Regions from separate parts of the Homo sapiens genome. Here region 1 is linked to region 2. A link is an interaction called in ENCODE POLR2A ChIA-PET data of the cell type or tissue named here. Cell type or tissue: GM12878. All regions are shown on one strand. Links, peaks and the distances in the headings refer to the core of each region. The heading gives the core; the rest is flanking DNA. Region 1 has its middle 30 kb from the start of LINC01504. Region 2 overlaps GDA (guanine deaminase).

What was found. Peaks named below come from ENCODE experiments on the same cell type or tissue, not always from the same donor. Only the 100,000 strongest peaks of a DNase experiment are listed, where the experiment ranks them.
Region 1: POLR2A ChIA-PET joins it to region 2 with 11 read pairs; 4 of 35 experiments call an interaction of 5 or more read pairs at or near these places.

Annotation. Positions count from the first base shown.
Region 1 is chr9:72,269,659-72,280,728 of GRCh38, forward strand. It overlaps the pseudogene LOC100289320. Among named protein-coding and RNA genes, the nearest start is that of LINC01504, 30 kb to the right of the region's middle. In GM12878, for the core only: a CTCF peak has its summit at 2,415 (motif pointing left); a DNase peak (open chromatin) is centred at 3,927.
Region 2 is chr9:72,199,009-72,210,078 of GRCh38, forward strand. GDA (guanine deaminase) reads left to right here. Exons shown (of 14, transcript NM_004293.5): 3 at 3,563-3,734. Among named protein-coding and RNA genes, the nearest start is that of GDA, 55 kb to the left of the region's middle. RefSeq lists a silencer at 4,322-4,481. In GM12878, for the core only: a CTCF peak has its summit at 4,405 (motif pointing right); DNase peaks (open chromatin) are centred at 4,417, 6,753 and 8,371.

The DNA of each region.
Region 1 (11,070 bases), core at 904-8,903, 71 kb after region 2:
GCCAGGAGTTCAAGACCAGTCTGGCCAGTATGCTGAAACCCCGTCTCGACTAAAAACACAAAAATTAGTTGGGTGTGGTGTCACATGCCTATAATCCCAGCTACTTGGGAAGCTGAGGTAGGAGAATCGCTTGAACCTAGGAGGTGGAGTTTTCAGTCAGCCAAGATCATGCCACTGCACTCCAGCCTGGGTAACAGAGGGAGACTCTATCTTGAAAAAAAATAACAATAATAATAATTAATTTTAAAAAGATTTTTGGCAGGGTGCAGTGGCTCACGCCTATAATCCCAGCACTTTGGGAGGCCGAGGTGGGCAGATTACCAGAAATCGGGAGTTCTAGACCAGCCTGACCAACATGGAGAAACTCTACTAAAAATACAAAATTAGCCAGGTGTGGTGGCACATGCCTTTAATCCCAGCTACTCAGGAGGCTGAGGCAGGAGAATCACTTGAACCCAGGAGGCGGAGGTTGCGGTGAGCTAAGATCCTGCCATTGCACTCCAGACTGGGCAAGAAGAGTGAAACTCCGTCTCAAAAAAAAATAAAAAGTTTTTTAAAAATACCATGTAGTACTACGTAGTTATTTAAAATTTCCCAAAGCAGTAGCCTTTGGAGAGAGTAGCAGGGAAACTTACATTTCGCAGCATTCTCTTTTGTATGTGTACCATTTAACTTTTGTACTGAATGTATGTATTGCTTAATTTTAAAAATACATATATTATTTTATTTATTTTTTGAGGCAGGGTCTCACTCTGTTGCCCAGGCTAGAATGCAGTGGTGCAATCATGGCTCACTGCGGCCTCAACCTCCTATGCTCAAGCGATCCTCCCACCTCAGCCTCCTGAGTAGCTGGGATTGCAGACATGTGTCACCATGCCCAGATAATTATTTTTTGCTTTTTCTGTAGAAATGGGGTCTTGCTATGTTGCCCAGGCTGGTCTCACATTCCTGGGCTCAAGTGATCCTCCTGCCTCAGTCTCTGAAAGTGCTGGATTACAGGCATGAGCCACTGCGCCTGGCCAAATATATGAATTTTTAAAAATGAAAAGTAAAACTAAGATTGAAGTAGTAACAATTGCCAACACTTAATGTGGTGGTTATTCTATAGGCCAAACATTGTTCCAAGAGATTTATTGGATCAACTCATAAAATTTTCACAAAAATTAAATGGGAAAGATCTATTACTATTTTAATCGCACAAAGAGAGAAACCAAGGTCCACAGAAGTTAAATAATTAGGTTGGATTCCAGGCCAAATAAAGGACATTAGTGGGACAATTGGAAAGATTTGAATAATGTTTGTTGATTAGATCAGGGATCTGCAAGCTTTCTTTGTAAAGGGCCAGAGAGTAACTATTTTAGGCTCTGTAGACCAAACGGTGAGAGAACCTTGGCAGGTCTCTGTCACAAGCAGTAAATTCTGCATGTGCAGCACAAAAGCAGGCACAGACGTGTGAACAAATGAGCATGCTGAGTTCTGATAAATCTAGTGTATGAACATTGAAACGTGAATATCATATAACTTTCATGTGTTAAATAGTGCTTAACTGGCTGGGTGCGGTGGCTCATGCCTGTCATTCCAGCACTTTGGGAGGCCGAGGCCGCTGGATCACTTGAGGTCAGGAGTTCGAGACCAGCCTGGCCAACGTGATGAAACCCCATCTCTACAAAAATTAGCTGGGCATGGTGTCACACGCCTGTAATCTCAGCTACTCAGGAGGCTGAGGCATGAGAATCGTTTGAACCCAGGAGGCGGAGGTTGCAGTGAGCCGACATCGTGCCACTGCACTGCAGTCTGGGCAACAGAGCAAGAAGAAAGAAAAGAAAGAAGGAAGGAAGGAGAGAGAAAAGAAAGAGAAAGAGAGAAAGAAAAAGAAAAGAAAAAAAGGAAAGAAAGAAAGAAAGGAAAGAAGGAAGGAAAGAAAGAGCTTAACTATCTAAAAGCATTCTTACCTAGGGCGCCCTGCAAAAATAGATGGTGGGCTGGATTTGACTGAGTTTCAGGCCAAAACTTGCTACCCCCTGGGTAAGATAACGGTATTGGTCATCGCACTCTGGTTATGTAAGAGAATGTCCTTGTTTTCAGAAAATACTACACACGAAAATATTTACAGTGAAAACGTCATTCTGTTTCTAACTTGTCTGCCAAGTGGTTGTCTGGCCTCCGCTTGCACAGCTCCCTTGATGAGGAACTCATTTTATTAAGTGGCTTATTTTCTTACAGGACAACATAAAAAATTATTTACCAGATAAAAAATATATATGCTTCCATGTGAGACAAATGCTAGAATAAATACAATTATTTTAAAGTGAATGAAATTGGTCTTTTGATAACAAGACTAAAAAATTGGCGTTTTTCAAGTGCAAGGTGAGATTGCAAGCAGGCCAGCCAATGTTTAACTAGTACTCCACCTAGTGGCCAAAGCTTGAATGAACGACTGTGGAATGACCAGTCTCCCTCCAAAAGGGCCAAGGGCAGAGGAAAAAATAAGTTAAATTAACTTTATTTTGACAACCAGTAGAATAGAAATTCATGATTTTAAATGTACAAAACAAGTAGTGATTATTTTTCTAGCAAGAAACTGGATGTATTTTTTCTTATGTGAGGAAAATAATTTCCTAGGTTGAACCCAAATTCTACAATAGATCAGTTGTAAATAAAATTATATTCTCAATGAAAACAAATATTGCTTACTTAATTCCTTCGTGAAGACAATTTTACAAGGAAAAAACCACAAAATTATGAACTTCCAAATGGCTTGCTTGAATCACCTCAGCTCCTTAAGATAAAAGGCAAAGATTTGTCCATTGGAAAGCTATCTCTAACTTGTGGAAATACGAGAAAATAATGAATGTCCATGAACATATTAAAGTTAACTTAGGAAGTTTCAATGTAATTCAAAGCATTTTACATATTCACCAAATATGAAATTCAACAACACTGCTTACAGTTGGCCAATTATTTTAGATTCCTATGGACACATACATGATTCAAACCACACAGCTTGCTCTAGCTTATATAAACCAACTACAAGTTAATGGGCATCACCCCTCTTCCAGGATTACATAGTCAGGTGAAATCATCAGCGGGGAAATTGGGCAGATGGTGCTATAATGGTTCCATGACAGATGTTAAGAGTCAAGGCTTGGAAATCTAGAATCTCAGGTTTGGAAGGGCACTCTAAAGATCACCTTGCTTGGCCAGCTGACTGATCTTTGAATCCCTTTTTTGACATTTTCAGCAATGAATATTCAATCTCGTTTAAGCCCTGAGAGTGATGGGCAGCTCAAGACTATGTCCCAAGGTTCTTTCCATTCTTGCCAAGTTGGAAAATCTCTTGAGTAGCCAGAATTGTTCTTGCAGACTTTCACCTCTAACCCGCTGATACGCCTTTCAAGAGCAAGTCTACCATGTCTGCTTATGAAAGTCTTCACATATTTGAAGAAAACTACTATGTCCCACTGAAGCATTTAAAAAAATCTGGATGAAGTATTTTTAGTTCTTCATATCTCACTGTTTTATTATCTACTTAAACCTTTCATTCTTTTCCACATTGGTCTCTTAAGTCATTCATCTACTCATCAATTTTTTCATTAGTATTTATAGATCCAACTGTTGGAGTTTTCTTCTACCTCTATTGAATTGCATGTTCCTAAAGTAAGTCCATCCTTTTAACCCACTGAAGTCTTCGGATCCAGAATTTTTCTATGCTCACTAGATTTGTATCATTTCAAGTTTAAGTCTATCTCTGTTCATCCATAGGGAGCAGTCACTAGAATTTTCCCAAGCTTTATTTAATCCTCATAACAACCTGTTATTAAGTGAAGATATCTTGAAAGTGATAGTGATTGACAGTCAGGCAATAGTTAATCCATTTTATAGAGAAAATAAAAAGCAGGCGGCCAAGTGAGTCATTCAAAGATGGTGTCCAATGGACCATGACTCTCAGTTTTCATGCCTACTCCCAGTGTGGTCCTCTTTTACATTAAACCTGGGCTTGACCTGTGGCTCAACTGGTAACACTGTCTAGGTTGAATGTGATTTTTTTTTTTTTTTTGAGATGGAGTCTCGCTCTGTCGCCCAGGCTGGAGTGCAGTGGCGTGATCTTGGCTTGCTGCAACCTCCGCCTCCGGGGTTCAAGCAATTTTCCTGCCTCAGTCTCCCGAATAGCTGGGAATACAGGCACATGCCACCATGCCCGGCTAATTCTCTGTGTGTGTGTGTGTGTGTGTGTGTGTGTGTGTGTGTGTGTGTGTGTGTAGTTTCAGTAGTAGAGATGGGGTTTCACTGTGTTAGCCAGGATGGTCTCGATCTCCTGACCTCATGATCTACCTGCCTTGGCCTCCCAAGAGTGTGATTTTTAATTGCCTTTTGAGTCAAATCATTCAGCTGGTAATAGATGAAACTTATGTTCTCCTTGCTAAGAAATGATGAACACAACCACAATACTAAACAATGGTATGAATGAAGCAGAATTGGGAATTATTTTGTGGGCAAAATGTAAATTAGAGCACATCTGAATGTTTTATTCAATCACAATATATCCCAATGTTAAACTTAGAAAGTGAATAAAGCATATTAAATTGATTTGTCTCTGCAAATTTTAGAGCGTATGACTAGATTTGTACATATCTGAAGAGTCATTAACAGTGCCAATCAATCCAATTATATACATTTTACAGGCATCTTGCTGTGAAAATAATTGAACACAACTATTTTGCTTCCCTAAAATTATTATATCTTTAAGTCAATAAATATATTTTCACATTTTAAATTCATGGGGACTTTTTTTCTGCCCATAAAGAGAAGAGATTAATAAATATATTGATAATCCTTGGAAGGAATTTGTCTTTAAGGGGAAAAAAGCTATCTGATTTGCCTCTATTTTATTTGAAGACAGAGCTGAGTTTGCCTGAAGGCATGTAGAAATTTACAGCTTCTGGATCAAAGAGAGGTCATGATGTAATCAGGACTGTTTGATGCAAGTAACAGCAACTGACCAGGGCTATCCAAAATCAGCTCTCCACTTCCAGAGGACGTGCCAGTACTGAATGCCTCTTCTATCGCTGGGTACCATAACCATGTGGTACACGGTGAAAGATGCTAACTGCCCTTCAACTCTGGTCCCTGGGCATTGGATTAACCAGCTTGGGTCATGTGCTCCCACCTCCATGATGGGCGTGAAGGAGGAAGACTTCATCCTGATATTCTTTGGTAAGAGTTGAGGTACCACATCCCACGGACACCACACAAGGTGGAGGATTCTTGCAAATTAAAAAAGGGGGGTTGGATGTGGGGACAGCCTGAATTAAAATAAAAGCTGGTTACAATATTCATCTCTACAGTGCCGGTGGTTTTGACTTAACGGCCCTGCTCTGACCTGCATCTCCCAGAACAACATTTTTTTTCTTCACATGAACTGTCCTGCCCCAGTGTTTCTTCCTGCCCAAGCCTGTCCCATTATATTACCTAAGTATTCATGATTCATCACTAACTCTTCCTCTACCCCGCACCACCCCCTCCACCACCACCACTACTATCTCCTTCCACTTCCAGTTGGATTTTTCTCCCCAAGTCATGGGAAATTCATCACTGGTATATGAAGAAGGAAGCACAAGAATGGGAAGGAGTGAGGCAGGGGCTATCTGCAGAGGAGAGTTCTTGTTCTTACTGGCAAGGCTGAAGCAGGAGAGATATGTGTTCTAATGCTCATGATAGGAAATCTGGGTGCAGGTCACTGCAGCTCTCAGCTCCTGCAGTGCAGCCACTGCCTGCCCCATCAGCTTCCCAGACCATGTCCAACCTCGAGCGCACCTTTATCTCCATGAAGCCACACGGTGTGCGGTGGGGCCTGCTGGGCAATGTCATGAGGCACTTTGAGCTGAAGGGATTCCACCTTTGGGCCTCTGAGGAACACCTGAAGCAGCTCTACCCTGACCTGAAAGACTGTCCATTCCTCCCTGGGCTGGTGAAGTACATGAACTCATGGCCATGGAGGAGGGACTGAGTGTAGTGGAGACAGGCCGAGTGATGCTTGGGAGACCAATCCAACGGATTCTAAGCCAGGCACCAGTGGCGGGGACTTCTGCATTCAGGTTGGCAGGGACATCATTCATGGCAGTGACTCAGTAAAAAGTGCTGAAAAATAAATCAGCCTATGGTTTATGGCTCCATGTCCCCAAATACCCTCAGCCCTGGGAAACCAAGACAGTTGATGGCACTACATATTTCCAAGGTCAGAGTCTGTGGGTGGGAAAAACTTAACCTGAAGAGCTGGTTGATTACAAGTCTTGTGCTTATGACTGGGCCTATGAACAAGAGGTGGACACAGCAGCGGTCTTCTTCAGCACTGCTTGGAGTGTCCCTGGACATGGTTCTTCATTCCATTGACTTGGAAGCAACAGGATTGATCATTCTTTTCTAAAGAATATTTACCAATAAAGCCTTTGGAAACTGGAAACAAACAAATAAACAAACAAAAAGGAATCTGAATGCATATGTGATGTAAATGGGTCAAAGATGGGCCCTGTTTCTTGGTCCTCATGTGTTGAACTTCTTCGCAGCAGGCTAGGACCATGAACTCGAAGCCTGCCAGCACCAATTCAAATTTTTACACATATTACTTTAAATATAGCCCCAATAAGCCTATTTTTAGACCATTAGAGCCTGACTTCTTTGCACACCCCACAAAACTGCACCCAACACCTGTTAACCATATATAAGATACATTCTGTAGCTACTAAAAACCCCAACAGACCTGCTGCTCTTCAGAACTCTGACCCAGAGGCTCCCCACCTTGCTGCTGAGTGACACTGCCTAGACCCGTGTACCTCCTCTCCCATTTCCCTCTCCACTCAGTGCTCTCTTTCCCTCTTCCCTTCCAGGTGGTGGCCCCATGCCTGCAGCTCTCTCTAGATCAGCTCTTGGTAGGAAGAACACCCTTTCTTTCTTATGCAACCTTGTCACAGCACTATCAAATAAGCTTGTTGTGCAATATTGCCATCTCATCTTTTCCTTAATCAGTCCTGAAATTTACAAACTTACCACAGTACCTATCTTATCTTAACCATGATCCAGGACTAAATTTCAGCTATATCAAGGATTAATTAGGCTTCTGGAAACATAACCATCAGAAATATGTAGTGTCATCAACTGTCTTGGTTTCCCAGGACTGAGGGTATTTGGGGACACGGAAATTTTAGTACTAGAACTGGGAAGGGGCGCAGGCAAACCACAATGAATTGATCACCCTAGGAATAACTGTTTCTAATAACTGTTTCTTATAACTGCACCCCCAATTACTGATTTCAAGTCAACTTAGTGAGAACCTTTGGAGACAGACTGTTGGAAAGTATCTGTGCTCACTTTACTCAATGCAATCCAGCTTTTAAGTAGGGCCGGCTATGTGTATCTTAATATGATTTTCAACAGCTTCCCCTGGAAATCTTTATGTTCAGTAATATTTTACACAGACCAAAACTGGGATACCAAGGACGTCAAGAGAATATTCATGACTTGGCTAAGAGTCAAAGAAAGATTTTATGGTGACCCAAGAAAAGAGTCAATAAATAGCCAGTCTTTCTTTAGAAATTGTTCTTTAAAAGCTTGATTATTTCTGGTTTCTGGTCAAAATTTACTCCAGGAAGACTAGACAGGCCATGCTGGCCAAAAGCCCAATTGTCAGGGCAGCTGCCCTTGAAGTTGGGAGAAATTTTATTAACAATAAAGTTCCAAGGTCAGAATCTGCAGGTGGGAAAAACTCATGGTTGAAAATTGCCAATAAAAGACAAGTTCAGTGGTCTGTGCCTGCAATCTCAGTGACTCAGGAGGCTGAGATTGGAGGATCGCTTGAGTTTAAGAGTTCATGACCAACCTGGGCAACATAGTGACACCCTGTCTCTAAAAAACAAAAAGAAAAAGAAAAAAGAAAATTGTAACAAACACCGATGAAATCAAACTGAGTCATGCGTATCAATTTGGGTGAAGTTTTCAGGAATCTCTAAATCTATTTTCTTGGTAGCCAGGAAAAACAGCAACAACAACAAAACCTTATAGGGATGAACTCGTTCTCTAAATTTAAACTCCTTGTTTAATACGCTTTTAGCAGGAGATCATCTGAATCTGTTAAAAAGGCACACTTCTCATGATGTTTGTGTTAGTTTGGGTTCTCCCCAAAAACAGAGCCTGAGAAAAGAACTCAGGTGTAGAACATGGGAGGCGATCCCAGGAAACAGGAGAAAGGGAACTGGAAGAATGAGCAGGGAAGGAGAAAATCAATATAAGGAAGGGTACATTATCAGGGTTACTGCCATGGGCAGTGTGGGCTCAGTTCTCTCAGGAACGCTGAAAAAGAAAAAAGTTCTTGTGGGTCAGGAATTTGGGAGCAGCTTGTCTGGGCAGTTATGGCTCTAGGTTTTTCATAGGTAGCTGTTAGATGTTTGCAGGGGCTGTGATCATCTGAAGGCTTGTCTGAGGCTGGGGGATCCCTCTCTAAGGTGACTCACTAATGTGGCTAGCAAGTTAATGTTGGCTTTTGGCCTTAGGCCTCAGCTCCTCTCCACATGAGCCTCTCCACAGGGCTGTTTGATTGTCCTAGCAATACAGCGGCCAGCTTCCTCCAAAACAAGTGATCCAAGAGATAAAAATGGAATACACAATGCATTTTATGATGTGGCCTTGGAAGTCACACACTGTCACTTCTTTCATATACCATTGATCACACAGACCAGACCTGATTCAATGTGGAAGAGGCTATGTGAAGGTGTGAATTCCAGGGAAACAAGATTCTTTGTGGTCATCTTGTAGGCAAGCTGCCACCTAGCCTCAATTTCCTAGCCACCAAGTTCTTGAGAGGATTAAATGAGATAACGCATATAAAGTTCTTTTTTTTTTTTTTTTGAGATGGTGTCTCGCTCTGTCACCAGGCTGGAGTGCAGCAGTGCAATCTCGGCTCACTGCAACCTCTGCCTCCCAGGTTCAAGCGATTCTCCTGCCTCAGCTGGGATTACAGGCACGCAACACCACGCCTAGCTAATTTTTGTATTTTTAGTAGAGACGGGGTTTCCCCATGTTGACCAGTATAGTCTCTATCTCCTGAGCTCATGATCCTCCCGCCTCGGCCTCCCAAAGTGCTGGGATTACAGGCATGAGCCACTGTGCCCAGACTGCATATAAAGTTCTTAATACATTACCTGGTATAGTAAATACTCAATAAATATTAGTTATCACTATTGTTATGAGCTTCTCTTTTCTTTTATCTTCTTTCCACCCAGAGACAGACCATCTTCATAGTAGCTGCCATGATTGTAAATTAGTGTACAGCTGATTGTTTAACTGAATTGAATGTTTAGTTTCAAAGCCTAATCTGGGCGTAACATCTGAGTAGAAAATCCTAATGCAACATTTAAGTTTTTGAAGGGCAGCAGGTTATCTGAAAGCTTGATAGCTCTTTCAGTTTGAAAGCTGTTGTCTGATCATCACCCCTTTCACTTTCGTAGCTCTGGACCCAGTTGAAGCCCAAGGACTTAGCTCTACTTCCTCCACCCCTGGCACCTGCTTGTCATGCTAAGAATTGATCCTCTGAGAGAGGCTGGAGGCTATAAAAATTCACCTGTGTCCCTCACACCCTGGTGGGTTTCCTGATGGGTCTGAATCTCCCTCCCTAACCCACACCCCTAGCTTTCACCAGGACTCTTTGGAACCAGAAGAGCATTCTGCATATTTCTTTGGTTTGATTCCTATGTTTGAGGTCTGGCTGTGTGGACAGATTTTATTACTTTATGTCTCCCAAACTGCTCAAATCCTCACCTAGGTGGCATTTTAACCTAGTTTCCTTTTCCCCAGCTGGTGAAGCAGTGGTGTATGAATAAATCCAACATCCTTGGCAGGAGAAAAACTTTTTGTCTGATTACTAGAGCTACAAAATATCTCCTTTGTCCTGTTGTACTTTTGGGGTAACATGATAGTCCACTCTTTCCTGCTCTTCTGTCTGTATTTGCTGTTATGGACCATATTTGCTTTCTCCATCCTTAGCCATGGCCGTGTTTGTTTTGACATCCATAATATCCTTAGACGAGCGCTGTGGTTCTTAGCCTTGGCTGCTCATTAGAACCACCTGAGAGCTTAAAAACTTCTCAATACCCTGGCTAAACACCAGAACAATTATATAGGGATCTCTGGGCGTGGAATCCAGGCACCAGTATTTTTTTCAAGCTTCCTATGTTGATTCCAATGGGCAGCCAAGTTTGAAGACAGTGATTCTCAGACTTTTTAAACTTAGAACCCCTCACCTCTCTTAAAAATTATTGAGGAGCCGGGTGCGGTGGCTCACGCCTGTAATCCCAGCACTTTGGGAGGCTGAGGCGGGTGAATCATAAGGTCAGAAGATCGAGACCATCCTGACTAACATGGTGAAACCCCATCTCTACTAAAAATACAAAGAAATTAGCCAGGTGTGGTGGCAGGCGCCTATAGTCCCAGCTACTTGGGAGGCTGAGGCAGGAGAATGGCGTGAACCCGGGAGGTGGAGCTTGCAGTGAGCCAAGATCACACCACTGCACTCCAGCCTGGGCGACAGAGACTCCGTCTCAAAAAAATAAATTATTGAGGAGCCCAGAGTTTTTGTTCATGTCGATTATATTTAGATATTTACTGTATTAGAAGTTAAAACAAAAAGTTTAATTCATTCACTTAAAAGTAATAACAAACCTATTATATGTTAATATAAATAACATTTTTTAAAAATGAGAAATAGCTATATTTTCAAAAAACTAGAACAGCAGCTTTTTTTTCTGTTATTTTTTATTTATTTATTTATTTTTTGTGACAGAGTCTTACTCTGTCACCCAGGCTGGAGTGTAGTGGTGTGATCTTGGCTCACTGCAACCTCCACCTCCCAGGTTCAAGCTATTCTCCTGCCTCAGCCTCCTGAGTAGCTGGAACTACAGGCATGCACTACCATGCACGGCTAATTTTTTGTGTGTTTTTAGTAGAGACGGGGTTTCACCATGTGGTCAGGCTGGTCTCGAACTCCTGACCTCAAATGATCCACCCTCCTTGGCCTCCCAAAGT
Region 2 (11,070 bases), core at 904-8,903:
TTTTTTACCTTCTGCTGCTGCCTTCAGATCTCTTCTCTGCTTTGCCTGCAGCTGGGCTTGTAGTAGCTACAATTTAGCCATAAGTGATGTTGTGAGTGGAGAACCGAGTTTGAATCCTAGCTGAGCCACCAACAAATTGCAAGTCAAAAATAAACTTGCAATCCCAGACCTTCCTTTTGTTCTCTCTATAAAATGAGCAGGTGGGCTCACTGACCTCTAATCTCATGTGCACTCTCACATTCCATGCTTCTGTGTGTACCAATATTATCTGTAATTAATCCTGGACTGTAACCTTGATTCTGGGAATCTTTTTATTAATAATCATTTCACGATGCTTACTATTTCCTTAAAAGGATTGTAACTTTTCTGGGTAAAAAAATCACACTTCAGATGCAATAAATCCTTGCGCTTCTGTTGCCTCTGAAGACTTTGTACTCTGAATCATCTTTCACTCTCTCATCTCAGCTACAATGAACATGCTCATTTCTCCTACATGAAAAACATAAAGTGACTTGAACTCTTCTTCATCCTAACTTTCACTACCAAATATTTTAAAAGGGCGCTCTCCATCTGCACAGGACTTTCTCAAACACTCTCTTTTTAGCACTTAGTGCAGTAACAAAAACATTCTAGAGACTCAGTGACTACTTTTTAAAGGAAGAGCTAAATCTTTCCAAAATTGGGGGTCTTAGGATTATTCCTGAGGCCATGCATTTTTGACCCTTGCAGTTTTTGGCACTAGTCACTGCCCTGCTCCTTCTTGAATGTCTCTTCTTTACTGTCCCTGACACCTCTCTGTCCTGGGTTCCCTCTACCCTCCTGACAATAACTCTGCCAAGATTGATCCTGATCTTTTCTTTCTCAGTCTTACTCCTGAAGTCGAAGGTGCTGCTTAAGATGTTGGTTTGTTCTTCCTTCCACAGAGAACTCTGGCATCGCCAACTTCTAGAGTTACCTATATAAGACCCTCAAATCTGAATCCTTTCTTTTTTTTTTTTTTTTTTTTTGAGATGGAGTCTCGCTCTGTCACCCAGGCTGGAGTGCAGTGGCATGATCTCTGCTCACCTCAAGCTCCGCCTCCCGTGTTCACGCCATTCTCCTGCCTCAGCCGCCCGAGTAGCTGGGACTACAGGCGCCTGCCACCACGCCTGGCTAATTTTTGTATTTTTAGTAGAGATGGGGTTTCACCGTGTTAGCCAGGATGGTCTCGATCTCCTGACCTCGTGATCTGCCCGCCTTGGCCTCCCAAAGTGCTGGGATTACAGGCGTGAGCCACCGTGCCCAGCCTCCTCTCCTTCTTTTCTTCTGCCTCTTCTCCCTTCTCCTTCTTCTTCCTTTTCTTGCTCTTCTTCTTCCCTCCTCCTCTTCCTCCTCCTCCTCTTTTTCTCCTTCTCCTCCTCCTTTCTCGTCCTTTTCCTCTTCTCCTCCTCTCCTTTTTCTTTCTCCTCATTTTTCTTCCTCCTCCTCTCTGTCTCCCTCATTCACCCGTAACCTCCTCAACTAGATTATAAAGTCTTTGACGACAATATGCCTTATTTTTCTCTGGACTCTCCACAGGGCTTGGCGGTTTCCTAAATATAGTAGACATTGGGAAATATTATTTGGTTAAACAATTTAACTGCATGAGGAAGTTACACTGCTATTCCGTTTTATGACGGGAGAGAAAGCAAAGACCCAAAGGACTGACATTGTAGAGAGATCAGTGACTGATACCTGAGAGAAATCCATATTCCACCCTCCCTTTCAGAGTGCTTCCCACATTATAGGCCCACTTAATGCTGCCTTCTTGACGTCCTTAAAAATTTGTCACAGTTCTTTATTTCCATAGTCAGTGAATTAACAATTCCATCACGTGGAACGTAGTGACCGAGAGTACTGAACCTACAGACAAACTGCCTGGGTTTGAATCTCAGCGCCAAAGCTGACTAGTTAACAGTTACTTTTTTTCAAGCTACATAAATTCCCTGAGCTTTAGCTTACCCTTATGTAAAGGAGGGTAACAGTACTCTCATACTTACTAAGTTTCTTGTGAACATTACATCATCATCATCATCATCCATAACATTTATTGATGCTTTCCATTATCTAGGCATTGTTCTTACACACACTAAATACATCCTCATGACAGCCCTATGATGCTACTACTATCTCCATTTTACATAAGGGGAAACTGAGTCACACAGAATTTTTTTTTTTTTTTAATATGTCAAATATCTAACTGCTGATTTATGGTCAAACCTGATTTCAGATCTTAGCAGGCCAAAACCAGAATGTATACACTTTAACTCAACTGCTGCCCACAGATGAGATGATGTATGTAGAACGCTGTGCCAGTGCCTAGTGAATGTACATATTCAGGAAACATTAGCTGCTGTCACCATCATTATTATAATAACTGACTACAAAAAAGCTAGTCTTTTCCATGCGATGTAGAGGCTTTCTTGTAGTCAGACAAGATCAAGATGACCACTGAGTCTGCCATTCCTTGCTCTTGTTTTAAAATAAAGCATTTAGAGTTACTCATGGCTTTATTTGGCTTACAGTTAGGTGGTATGTATACATTTGATTTGATAGCATGAGGAATTATTTGTAATGTTAGGTTTCAAGTTCAAGTTGCTTATGTGATTGAATACTTACCTAGGATAATGGTGGCAGTAGAGGGTCCCATCTTTTGGCAAATATCTGTTTGGATGAGGTTGGATACTTAATAGTGACTGTGGTGAACTGCATTAGCTCTTTAGAAAAGCATGAAGTGTCTGTTAGCACCATACTGCCTCAATTCTGTGGGTAGTGCCTCTGAACACTTTCCAGGACTTTCTAATTATAAGAATTAATAGAAATATGAATATTAATTGGTGGATCATGGTGGTAGCATTAGTGATCACAAGCATCCTGAGCATGGTTGTCACAGCATCATATGTAACTCCCTCTTCGCTTCACTACTTACACCACTGCCCGTTTGTGGTCCATCTCCTGAGATCGCCTGTCCCTAACCAGCTTGCTCTTGCTGCTTCTATTTCAGAACTCAGTTTCTGTAACACGTGGGAAAAGACTAGGTTTCTTGTAGTCAGACAAGATCAAGATGACTGCTGAGTCTAAAATTGCAGCCAGTCTGTTTCTCACCTTTAGTTGCCCTTAGTGACTGGTGTGCACATTGCTCAGCACGGCTCTAGAAGTTTTAAAGGCCTCCTCTTCCATTCTTGATCTCTGACCTACAACTATCAGTTGTGAGAACAAAGTCATGGGATTAAATCAGAGTTCCCGTCCTTTCTTGTGCCACCACTGCTTTGCTTCTGCTCAATGCTGTGTTTTTCCCTCCCTTCGTCATCACTGGTTAACCCCGACCAGCCATTCCAACCTAGAAGCTATATCTCTCCTAGCAGAGCTTCATTTTTATGTCCTGACCTCTAAATAATTGGAGAATTTACAGTTGTCTGATTGCATTACCTATAAACCTGTGTGGGTGAACAGTGAAATCATGCTTGGGAAAAAATGTGATTTAAAAATATGGGAAATGACTGAAGATATTATTAAATACTTTTATTCTCATCTTAATTTCCAGTGAGTTCTTCATGCCTGGGCTGGTTGATACACACATCCATGCCTCTCAGTATTCCTTTGCTGGAAGTAGCATAGACCTGCCACTCTTGGAGTGGCTGACCAAGTACACATTTCCTGCAGAACACAGATTCCAGAACATCGACTTTGCAGAAGAAGTATATACCAGAGTTGTCGTAAGTATCTTGTGTGTGAGTGTGGTATTCTGTTTGGTCATCTATAGAAATATCAGTTTCCTAGGACAGATTTAAATTATAAAGCATAAGCAGTTAAGCCTAAGATGGGCCATAGAGAATTTTTAAGTTTCTTTTTCACAGTCCAGTGAGTTTGTGACCACCTCACCTACACAGCTAGTCAGTGGCAAAGAGAGAATTTGAATCCAAGTTTCCAAAACCCCAATCTGGTGGGTTTACGTTACTCTTTTACTTTCTGTGTTTTACTTTACCAAATCTGGGTTTAATGAATATGTGTATTTCCCTACTCCTGCTAATCCATAATGCTGTTCTGAGGACCATATGGATTCATTATGTGACCTTTGCAAAGTTATGTGACTCACTTTTCCCATCTGTAAAAAATAGAGATCATGATAGTACCTATTTCACAGGATTCTCATGATAATTAAGCAAGTTAATATTTGTGAAGTTCTTAGAATAGTGCCTAGCACATGGTGGGAGCTCTATTTGTTTGCTTTAAAAATGCCCAAGGAAATTTAAAATTAAATATTTAAATTACTGTTAGAAGGAATATCATGTTATTCTGGGAGCTTTGCAAGGAAGGAAAATAGGATGGTCCCATATTGCATGGCACGTGGTAATGTGACTTGAGCACTGACACCACTAGAGGGAACTCTGGGGCTAGTACAGTCATTGAACAGTGGCAGTAGTGTGTACCAGCCATATGTTGAAGGCTCTGAAAGTGTCCTTCCTTCTCCTCTTTCAGGAAAATCAGTTCCTTTCTTACTCCAATCCTGTGCCCAGAACCAGAATCTACTCAGGAATTAGAAACAGTTTCTGCAGTAAAGGAGCTAAAGCGCAAATGCTGCCTTGTCTGATCATTATGTCCTGGTGTTCAGCGCACTTGGTCTGAACACTCATGGATTTTTGTGGGACCCATTGATTCCTCCTAAGGTGTTCACTACATGTGGTGGTGGCAGTATTATAAGCCTTCCACATCAACTGACCTAACCATCTTGCCAGTTTTTTTGGTCTTGCATCATTCCAGTCTTAGAGAGTAAAAGCAAGTGCTTTTTTTTTTTCTTCTTTTTTTTGGAGACAGAGTCTCACTTTGTCACCCAAGCTGGAGTGCAGTGGCATGATCTCGGCTCACTGCAACCTCTGCTGCCCAGATTCAAGTGATTCTCCTGCCTCAGCCTCCCAAGTAGCTGAGATTACAGGCACCTGCCACCACACCCAGCTAATTTTTCTATTTTTAGTAGAGACGGGGTTTCACCATATTGCTCAGGCTGGTCTTGAACTCCTGACCTCATGATCCACCCACCTCGGCCTCCCAAAGTGTCAGGATTACAGGCATGAGCCACCGCGCCCGGCCGAGCAAGTGCTAACATTTATACACTTGCCTCACGTAATTATAAATTCAGTGCAATTGTGGATCTTACATATTTAGCATGCACCACATGACACTAGAAAAGCTGAGAAGGACTAAAGCTATGTATAAAGTAGCTGGTGCATTGTGTTAATGAATGGTGTTAACCACACCAAATCTTTATTCTCAAAATTTATTTATGCCTCACATTGTTCTAAAAAAGATGTGAGATAGCTGAAAATTGCGTAGTATACAACAAAAGAAAATGAGTCATGATATCAAGGCAAAGAAAAAAAAGGGGGAAGGAAAAGTAAAATAAAACCAAGAAAACAATGTCTACTGTGGGGGTCCATGCATTTGTTAGTTTGTCATGAATTTGGCTTTAGATTTCTAGAACCTGACCCAAAGAGGGAAATCAGTTCTGAAATTTACACTGCTTTTATGATTAAAAAACACATTTGTTAAGGTAAAGCATATCTATGCTTCATACTGAAACTTAAGAAAATTAATCTCAATATTCCTTAGTGTGGATAGACACTATGCTGCCAAAATATATATTGTAAAGATTCTATACTATCAAGAAGTCCAGATAGATCATTCTTTTATGTTTAGAGAGGTAGAGTATCAAAGACTATATATTTTTCAGGCAGTACTCCATATAAATTATTTCTGACATCAGAGATTTGTTTAAGTATTTGATGTCAGGCCGAGTGTGATGGTGGTTTAAGTATTTGATGTCAGGCCTGTAATCCTAGCACTTTGGGAGACCAAGGTGGGTGGATCACCTGAAGTCAGGAGTTTGAGACCAGCCTGGCCAACATGGCAAAACCCTGTCTCTACTAAAAATACAAAAATTAGCTGGGTGTGGTGGCATGTGCCTGTAATCTCAGCTACTCAGGAGGCTGAGGCATGAGAATCGCCTGAACCCGGAGGAGGAGGTTGTAGTGAGCCAAGATCAGGCCACTACACTCTAGCCTGGGTGACAGAGTGAGACTCTGTCTCAAAAAAAAAAAAAAAAAAAAAATTGCGGAGCACATATCCTATGTTCTTTCTTATGTGTCTGATAATGAATGAGTGTGGGCCCACAAACTTTTAAGTTGGAGGCACTGAGGGTATGGCTGACATCTGTTTAAGGGTGTGGAGATGTGTTAACTAGCCACGTAGCCTACTCAGTGGGATGAGCTCAGTGGGAATAAACAGTAGTAGCTTTGGGTTTCCTTCCTCCCTTCCTTCTTCCCTTTCTCAGGGGTCTCCCTGTCCTGTCCCTTTACTGTAATTAGGGCACTTCCTGAACTTTCTAGTGTTTTCAGTTCATTCTAGTTGTGGAAAGAAAAACTTCACACAAATTAAATTTAACAGAGTAAATTGAGCAAAGAACGATTCCAGAATCAGGCAGCTCTCAGAACCAGGAAAGGTTCAGAGGACTCTGCCCAGCAAGGTGGGCAGGCAGCATTTAAGACAGAAAATGGAAGTGAGGTATAGCAACAGCTTGATTGTTACAGCTCTGGGTTTGCCTTATTCAAACTTGTTCTAATCACTTGGCACCTGTGACTGGCTAGAGCTCAGCTGCTGTGATTGGCTGAGACTCAGCTATTTGTTACAAAAGCATATTACTAATCAGGCTTTCAGTGAGTTGATAAACTAAGTTAGGTTGCAGTTCCTTATAAACTCAAAGTTGAGAAGCATGCTCAGGCCAAATTTAGCTTGCTTTAACACAGTCCAATTTGAAGTTTCAATTTCTCATTCACTAAAATCTTCTCCCATATAAGCCCTGTACCTCCTGGTTTGGGCCTGACACTGAGGAAGGGGCTTACTATCAGTGTTTGTGTAGTGCTTCTAAATAACCCCAGCTTTCCGTTTCAATTTCATCTTTAAGTCAAGATTGTAGAAAGGTGCTTAAAATTTTGAAAATTTAGAAAAATTTAGATTACATATCCGTTTTAATTTTGAGTTTTATTTTAGTTTGGTTAGTAAATGTAATGTGTCATTTTTCTTGGGGATAGCTGAGATTTATGACCTAATAAAAGGTTAATTTTTATGATTATTCTGCGATTTTTTAAAAGAAGACTGCATTTTCTCTGTTGATTTGACATTTTTTTCTATCTCTATGAGATGAAGTTGTTAAAAGTCTTGAACACTTCTATTCTTTTGCTGCATATTCTCCCATATGGTAAGACAAGAACATTTTCATTCTGTTCCCTTCTTCATCCCTACCTTTTTTGCTACGTCCTATGTTATATCATCTGAGATTTTAGTTCCATTTTTTTTTGCCGTGTATACTATATTTAAGATAATATTTAACTTTTAAGTTTAATTTAAAAAAATTATCTCAATTTAATTCCAGTTTTTTATTTTAACATCTGCACTTAATTTAACAATGAGGGCCGGGCACGGTGGCTCATGCCTGTAATCCCAGCACTTTGAGAGGCCTAGGCGGACGGATCACCTGAGGTCAGGAGTTCAAGACCAGCCTGGCCAACATGGTGAGACCCCGCCTCTACTAAAAATACAAAAATTAGCCAGGCATGGTGGCGGGTGCCTGTAATCCCAGCTACTCAGGAGGCTGAGGTGGGAGAATCTCTTGAACCCAGGAGGTGGAGGTTGCAGTGAGCCAAGGTGCACCATTGCACTCTAGTCTGGGTGACAGAGTGAGACTCCATCTCAATAATAATAATTATTATAATTATAATTTAACAATGAGCTTTGCTTTTTATTTTGCTACTTGGATCCCTGTCTTCATTCATTTTTGTTGGAATATATCCTCTGACAATTCTTTCCAATCAGGTGAGTGATAAACATTCTAAAACCTAGAATTATCAAAAATGGCTTTACTTTTTTTTTTTGACTCTTGAACAATGCCTTAGCTGTAGAGAGAATTCTATTTGAAATTATTTATCTATCAGCATCCAATGTGCTGACATCAATGTGATTCTCATTTCTTTCTAGTTAATTTTCTGGCCTTTGAGATTTTTTTCTTCATTCCTGATATTCTGAAATTGTAATTGTTGATCATCCCAATTCATTCTCAGTTTAATTCTTCAATTCATTCTCTTTAATACATAGTTCTTTCAATAAGAGAACTTCTGTCTTCCTTCTGTTTCTAGGAATTCTGTTATTTCTCTTTCTCTTTCTCTCTCTTTCTGAGTATATTCCTCTCTTCAATCTATTCTTCCTTTTGATAATTACTATTAGAAAAATATTGAAACTTCTGTTCTGTTTTCATGTCTCTAAACTTTTCTTTCACACTACATTCTTAGGAAATGGTATGGGCCAGTTTTGTAAATCATTAACTCACTCTTACTATTTATAATAACCTGTTCCTCTTTCAAGATATGACATCCTGTCCTATTCATCAAAGGATGCTATTTTTCATTCATTTTATGTCTCTTGTTGTTTTAGTAATTCTGCTTCCTCAGGTGTTCATTCAGTAAATATTTACTGAGCACATCCTAGAACCCATACACTTTTCTAGTTGCTGGAGATTAAATTTGATACCTTTGTCATGGTATTGGCTTTCCACCTGGATTTGTGATGGAGAGCTCATCCTTGTCTGTAATTGACAGGTTCTAAACATCCTCTGCTGGTGGCCAGATCTTTTTGTTTTACATGAAAATTATCTTAATATTTGGAAAAATTGACAGGTTTCCAAATTCTTTTGACTTTTGGGGCTAACCAATATTACTGAGTTCTCATTTGCTTTTTTGAAACAATTGACTGGGCCAGGTGTGGTGGCTCATGCCTATAATCCCAACAACTTTGGGAGTCTGAGGGCAAGAGGATCACTTGGGGCCATGAGTTCAAGACCAGCCTGGGCAACATAGCAAGGGCTTGTCTTAAAAAAAAAATAGCTAGGCATGGTGGCATGCATCTGTAGTCCCTGCTACTTGGGAGGCTGAGGTGGAAGGCTCTCTTGATCCCTAGAATTCAAGGTTACAGTGAGCTGTGATGTGTGATGGCACCTCTGCACTCCAGAGCAAGACCCTGTCTCAAAAAACAAAACCCAAAATAACAACAACAACAAAAAATGGAACACACTGGATCTAATTAGAGGCTACTGTCTAAGGTACGGCATGTTCATTTCTATTATCCTAACTCCAAACTATTTCAATCCTGCAGACACTTGAGCTTCTGATGTCTGTACTAGTCAAGAAAACCCTGTTTTTTCACAAAGGAGGAAACATGGAATGTAAGCAACCTTCTCAAGGTCACGTAGCTAATAACAGGCAAAACGTAAGCAAGAGCCACTGTCTGGAGGGTTTTCCTCTGCATTTAAAAGCTTCTGCTAAAGATATGCCCCAAAGTATTCAATCCACTAGTCCTTTTTCCAAGTGCTCAGACAGGTCAGGCAATATCCGTTCCATTTTCTTTCTTGAAGATCTTCTCACCTCCTCCCATTCTCTTGTTTCTGGTCAGCATTCTCTGTAGCACTACTGTAATCTTGGCATTCTCTTTGCCTCTTTCCTGCGTTTAATGCCCACTCCCTGGATCCAGGAATTACTTTGGATTACTCTTGTGTTTTACTAAAAGACAGTTTCTAAAAGCTTCCTAAGAAAGAGTTCATGGAGAGTAAAATTTTCAAGTCCTTCGGTACTTAATCATATTTCTATGCTACCTTCACACTTGATTGATAATTTACCAAGGTATAAAATTATATGTTAAAAATAACTCCTGTTGTGACAAACAACTTATATGTACTTGTGGGAAGACCTCCTTTTTAATTGCTAGAACATGAGCATTGCATTTTTTGCAAGTACTTAATTGTCTGTGTATCACTGTGGCCCTTAGAAAATTTTCTAAAGTACTTAGAAAATAGAAACCTATATAATAGAGCGTTTTCTATTTTCTAAGTACTTTAATTATTTACTTAGGATTTTTGGTTACAGAATGATATATATGAGTTGAATTTGAAGGCATTGTTCTGCTTCCAGCATTGTTAGTGAGAAATCCAATGTCGTTGTGAGTCCTGTCATTTATCTGTGACCAGTTTTTTTTTTTTTCCTGGAGTTTTTAGCATCTTTTCTGTACTTACGAACTTAATATCTCACAATTATATGCCTTACTTTGGGTTCTCTTTTTATTCCCTGTGCTGACAATTCTATGAGGATTTTAATTTTGGAGATGAATATTATTTTTCATATTTTTGTCCCTTCCATTTATTTAAAAAAATTTAGATTTCTTATTCTAAATGTTGGATTGCCTAGATTGAGCCTAATTTTCTTATGTTCTCACCTTTGATTTTCATCTTTTCCTTTTCCTGAGCAATTCTCTTGTAATTTATCCTACAACCCTCCTACTGGCTTCCACATTTCATTTATAATATTTTTACTTTTGGAGAGCTCCTGCATTCTGATTTTCATAGCATTCTGTTCTTGTTTTGTGGGTGCAATAGTGTGTTTTATTTCTTTGAGGATGTGAGTCATAGTTGTTTTTTTTAACTGAGCTTTTTTCTGACCTTATAGATTATGTTTCCTCTAAGATTTTTTCCAGATTCTTTCTCCCCCTCCTTATCTTTTTGATAATAGATTCCCTCCAATGCCTATCAAACCCTGGACATACATTCATACTGTGATGCTATAAGGTGCTGACTGGAATTTCTGGGTGGAGGTATCACTTGTTGATGGTAACTTCATTATAGGATGAGTAGTGAAGGCAGTGAATTTGGGTCCCAAACGTCACTGTGAAGACATCTTTCTTTTAGAGCCATTCATTTTCTCTAGAAAATAATCGTTTAGTCCCCTGCCAGGAGTTGTGGGAGTAGTACACGTGGTATTCTGGGGAAAATGACTGAGTGCCCTTGAGGTCAGCCAGATTTTCACTTAAACCTCTGCTTTACCTTCTCTTTTGGAGCTTGTACCCTCTAAATACTATCCAGGTTCTATAAAGAGTAAATCTCTCTTATAAGGAAGAAGTTAAGGGTGGTTGGCTGATTTCAACAAGGTTCCTGCCAGGGTTTAATCATACCTGCATAGA